2 separate regions of the Homo sapiens genome follow, and region 2 is linked to region 1. A link is an interaction called in ENCODE POLR2A ChIA-PET data of the cell type or tissue named here. Cell type or tissue: OCI-LY7. All regions are shown on one strand. Links, peaks and the distances in the headings refer to the core of each region. The heading gives the core; the rest is flanking DNA.

Region 1 (2,809 bases), core at 84-2,583:
TCTCATGTTGAAATTTGACCCCTCCAAATCTCATGTTGAAATGTGACCCCTCCAAATCTCATGTTGAAATGTGACCCCTCCAAATCTCATGTTGAAATTTGACCCCTCCAAATCTCATGTTGAAATTTGACCTCCCCAAATGTTGTGTTGAAATTTAACCCTCAGTGTGTGGTAGGGCTTAATGAGAGGTGTTTGGGTCGGGGGGGGCAGATTCCTCATAAATAGATTAATTCCCTAGGCACGGGGATGAGTGAGTTCTCACTCTATTAGTTCCCATGAGAGCTGTTGTTCAAAAAAGGCTGGCACCTCCCCCGGTCCCTCTTTCCTCCTCTCTGGCCGTGTGATCTCTGTACACACAGGCTGTCTCCATCTTCTGCCACAAATGGAAGCAGCCTGAAGCTCTCGCCAGAAGCAGATGCTGGTACCATATTTCTTGTGCAGCCTTCATAACCATGAACCAATAAACCTCTTTTCTTTATAAATTACCCAGTCTGTGAAGGCTAAAGCAACTCCATCTCGGATGCTAATCTGCCATGACTTCTTATTAACCCCAGTTCTGGGAATACCTCTAAGATATCTATTTTCACATATTTACCATAAACCCTGTCCTTAGGCAAATTCCTTATGGTATATAAGCCCTGGGCCTGGGGGATAACAGTGCGGGGATCCACCATCTTGTCTTATGGCTGCCCAAAACATGCTTCTGTTCATAAATCTCTGTTAAATATTTTTTTTCTAAGAAATTGGATTTGTCAGCTTCTTTCTTTGGTCTTTCATCTTCCTTGGCCTTTGGGGGTAGGTTTGCATAGACCTGCTCACCATGGAACACAGCCTCAGATATCTCTTTCTAATAACACAAAAATGTACTAAGACACCACTTCACATCCATTAGGATGGCTAGTATGAAAAAAAAAACATATGTTGGGAAGATGTGTAAAAATTTAAACTCGTGCATTACTGGTGGTAATGTAAAATTGTGCATTCACTATGGAAAACAGTATGGAAGTTCCTCAAAAAAATAGAAATAGAATTATCATATCATCCAGCAATTCCACTTCTGAGTATATACCCCAAAAATTAAAAACAGAGATTTCAACAGATACTTGTACACCCATGTTCATAGAAGCATTATTCACAATAGCCGAAAGGTGGAAGCAACCCTGTGTCCAATGACAGATGAATGGATAAACGAAGTGTAATATATACATACTGGAATATTATTTAGCCTTAAAAAGGAAGGGAATTCTGACACATGCTGCAACATGAATGAACCTGGAGCGCATACAAAGTGAAATAAGCCAGTCACAAAAGGACAAATACTGTATTATTCCATTTATATGAAGTATGTAGAGTAGTCAAATTCAGAGACAAAAAGTAAAATGGTTGTTTCCAGGGGCTAGGAAGAGAGGGGAATGAGGGAGTTATTGTTTAATGAATACGGAGCTTCAGTTTTGCAAGATGAAAGAGTTATAGCTATGGATGGTGGTGATGTTTGCACAGCAATGCGAATGTTTTTAATGCTACTGAACTGTACACTTGAAAATGGTTAGGATGGTAAGTTTGATATTATGTCTGTTTGGCCATAATTAAATTTTTTAAATTTTAACAAGGAAAAACAGAAATGCCAACAAATATTGGACTCTAGTTAAGGATGTGCATGCTAAAATGAGTAGAGGTAAAGCATATTTATGTCTGCAACTTTGCAATGCATAAAAAAATACAATGGATGGATAGATAGATGGTTGAACTGATGGCTAGATACGTGATAAAGCCTGCACAATAAGCTGTAAAATTTAGAATTTAGGTGGAGAATGTATGTGTGATCACTCCACGATTTTAATTTTTCAGTGGGTTTGAAATTTTTCATAATAAAATGTTGGAAAACAAATCAGCACTTAAGTAGGACAAATATCTTGTGAACCTGTGCAATGCTTTCACTCACCCACTCACTCAATCATTCAATGAACTTTTATTGCATTTCTACCATATGTCACTGTGCTGAGCTCTGGCAATGCAAAAATATAGAAAACAGCATCTCTGTCCCTTCTAATGAAGCCAAAACAGATGTCTGAAGGAAACATCCCTAGACACGGGGAATGCAGAAATATTATTTTCCCTAAAAATTTACTCCAACCCTTTGTGCTCATAGCTGAGACTGCCTAATCAGTGGCCCCAAAGCATGCTGGGCTGACCCCCATAGCCTCTCTCCCTTCTCTGTCTCCTCTGGCCTAGCCCATCCTTCAAAGCTCTGTTCTATTTCTAGCACCGCCAAATAGCCTTCTGAGACTGTTCCTGCCCAGTGAGCTCTGGCTTCCTCTTTAAGGTCTCTTCACGGATTTTTGCTAAGTTGAGAGGGGCCAGGCTAGGGCTTGGGGTGGGAGTCCAAGACTTTGGACAAATATGAGTACAAGCATCTGGCTCTGTTAGGTATCAGAGGCTGTCTGCAGATGGTAGAGGCTTCAGGAAAGCAGAAACCCAAAGTAACCATAGTTTACATGGATTTGCATTATATACATTATAAATAGCAGTATAAAAATGTAAAGTCTTAATTTATGTACAAGACATAATAATTCAACCTATTACGTTGAAAAGCCTGTCTAGAATCAGGTAGTATTTCTGAGCTGCAGACTGATTGAAAGGTGGGTTTATGCTGCTGGCACCTGGAGGAGCCACTCCAGCCATGGAACAGAGTTACTATCACGCTTTGGAAGGATGTCTCTGGGATTATGTAAATCTTGACTTATTCCAAGTCTTCAGGGATGCACGGCTCCTGTAACATGCAGCCTCCGCGTAGCCTGGATGCAGAGCA
Region 2 (2,809 bases), core at 126-2,625, 110 kb after region 1:
CCGTTAATTATTTGTTTGCACTTTTCAATCTCATATGCCAGCGTAAAGCCACCTTCTCTTGGGGGAAAGAATTTTTTCCAATCCACACTCCTAAATGGCTTGCCGAGTTACTCTTGTTCTCTTCCTCCAAAGCATTGGCCTTTACCCCGGTGGAGAGAACAAGAAGGAGACGTGCATGGTTGGTGTGAGAGCTCATTTTCCCCACTCCTGTTCTATAGCTGCCCTTGATTGGCCTGTGTCTTTCCTCACATTTTATTTATTTTTTGTTTGTTTGTTTCTTCTGAGAGAGAGAATTAGCACACTAGTGATTTCCACCCTCTCCCCAGAACTATTTTGAAATGACAGAGAACAGTGAGCAGGTACCCAAACAAATGCACAAGCACTGAATTTCTTTGAAATTTCCTGTTAATCTTAAAACTTGGGTGAATACTTCAGTACCATGAAATGTCTGTATTTGTTTTTAAATAAAATAGAGGCCCCCTCTTCCCACATGTACATACAATCTTTAAGTAAAAATTGACTCTCTAGGAAGATTTATTTGGTAGCATTGCAAGGTAGACTACAGGGACATGATTTTGAGAATCGTATGCATAAGTGTAGGTAATTTAGTTGCAAATAATTTTACTAAAGCGTTGGAGTTTTCTATTTATATGTCTGTCTCATATTAAATATAGGAACTCAGATTGTCTTACTTTAAATCTTTGTGGGAGTCTTGTATTGAATAGTCTACCTATTCAACTCTGTTGAATTGAAAATTGACATTTTTTCCTCTTTGTCAATCAGAAGTAACTTAGATTTTTTTTGTGTGTTTTTCAAGCTGAAAAAGATATAATGGGCATTACCAGTGATGGGTCCTGGATGAGACTAGTCATTGAGTTTTACACTTTTAGATATGAATGCAGAAGTAGGTGAGATATAATGTTTAGATGTATATAAGTACATTATTAATGATTTAAATGTTCATGAGATTTTTATATAATGATTGTCTCTAAAATCTGTCCAAATTTTATATTTTAAATGATTGAAAGATGGAACCATTTACAAAGAGGTAAATGCTATAAAGATGCTATAAGTATATGAAAATATGATAAATATGCTATAAATATGAATACATCATTTCATTCACTTCCTATCATCGACCATGAGTTGGAACTTAAAATGGCTACAAAGACTTTAAAAACCAAATTAGCAGCTTGTATTCACATAACACCTGTTTCTGAGAGTCTGAGAGCACTTTGCTTTGTTCCTGTATGTTTTCGGTATTATAATTAATTCTCATTATGTCCTCATGATGGTTGTTTCTGTTGTTAATATTTGTCGAAAACATTACTGTGCTTTCAGCAGAGGTTTTAGACATACACTGTTTTGTAACCAAAAGATACCATGACCTTCCCTCATTCCCCACTTCTCATTTTATGTCTAGGAAAATGAGGCTGAAGAAGTCATTAACGACTTCTCAGTCCGAAGTTTGGAGTGGGTAATGGGAGTGTGTGGTGAATATAGAACTCAAGTTCCATCTTGAGACTCATGGCACAGAAATACATCATCTTTCAACTCAGAGGCCCCAGAGCTTATAGAAACATCCTCAGAGAATTCTGAGAATTTTCTGGGCTTTGTAACATCCCCAGTCCCCATGGCTACACTGTGGGACCAGAAGCTTTGCTAATTCCCCAGCTGGTTTCAGAACATAGGGCTACAACTGCAAACCACTTAGAGCTCCCCAAATGGCCCCATTCAGCAGGCTGGCTGGGTCTTTTCAGTTTCTGCACCAAATGATTATATGCAAATAATGGTTCTACGATTATCAGTGTGTTATTTTCTCTCTGCTCCCTAAAAACAAAATAAAAATGTATTTATTACGTGTCTTTTGGGTCCGCTAAGGTAGCAGTCTTTGTTAGAGAGAATGAGATGGACACGATTCCTGTTCGTGGGGAATTTGTAATATATTGCTATAGTTTAAGTCTCCAAAATTACTCCATCAAGCAACCTGGATCTCTTAGGAACATAATGCCCCCTTTTCTTGTAAAGAACATTTATGTGTTTGCAGGTACTTCTTCATATGATTTCTCATTTTTGATAATAGCCATCATAGCTACCATTTATTTACTGCTGTGGCTGGCTGGAGTCCTTGTTCATTGCTTCATGATATATATTATCTTTATTCCCCTAAGCCAAGATGAAGGAAATGAGACTCAGAGTGGTACTTGTCCAAGCCAGTGTCCACACGTTTCATGAGTGGAGAAACCGGTTTTCACATTGGCACCTGTCTTCTAATAGCATTCCTCTTTAATTGTTTAGCTGTGAGGGTTAAGGTAGGTAAGGATAGAATTTCTCAGCCTTGGTACTATTGACATTTTGGATCAGACAATTGTGTGTGGGACTGTCCTGTACATTGTAGGATATTTAGTAGACTCTCTGGTGTCTACCCACAAGATTCTACCAGCAAACCCCCCATCCCTGCAGTTGTGACAGATTCCAGACATTGCCTAATGTCTGTGGAAGGACAAAACTGCCCCGATTTGAGAACCAGTGGGTTAGTTAGGGAGTAAGACAGGGAGTCTAACTTTTTTTTTTTTTGAGACAGAGTCTCGCTCTGTCACCCAGGCTGGAGTGCAGTGGCGTGATCTTGGTTCACTGCAAGCTCTGCCTCCTGGGTTCTCGCCATTCTCCTGCCTCAGCCTCCCAAGGAGCTGGGACTACAGGCACCAACCACCATGCCCGGCTAATTTTTTTTGTATTTTTTGTAGAGATGGGGTTTCACTGTGTTAGCCAGGATGGTCTCGATCTCCTGACCTCATGATCCACCCAC

Evidence for each region. Peaks named below come from ENCODE experiments on the same cell type or tissue, not always from the same donor. Only the 100,000 strongest peaks of a DNase experiment are listed, where the experiment ranks them.
Region 2: POLR2A ChIA-PET joins it to region 1 with 8 read pairs; 3 of 35 experiments call an interaction of 5 or more read pairs at or near these places.

What each region holds. Positions count from the first base shown.
Region 1 is chr3:16,531,526-16,534,334 of GRCh38, reverse strand. No RefSeq gene overlaps it. Among named protein-coding and RNA genes, the nearest start is that of LINC00690, 3.4 kb to the left of the region's middle. In OCI-LY7, for the core only: no CTCF peak of the experiment used is centred there; no DNase peak of the experiment used is centred there.
Region 2 is chr3:16,422,936-16,425,744 of GRCh38, reverse strand. The region is part of intron 3 of RFTN1 (raftlin, lipid raft linker 1); the gene reads left to right. Among named protein-coding and RNA genes, the nearest start is that of RFTN1, 89 kb to the left of the region's middle. In OCI-LY7, for the core only: no CTCF peak of the experiment used is centred there; a DNase peak (open chromatin) is centred at 1,209; H3K4me3 peaks cover 1,337 bases; H3K27ac peaks cover 2,500 bases.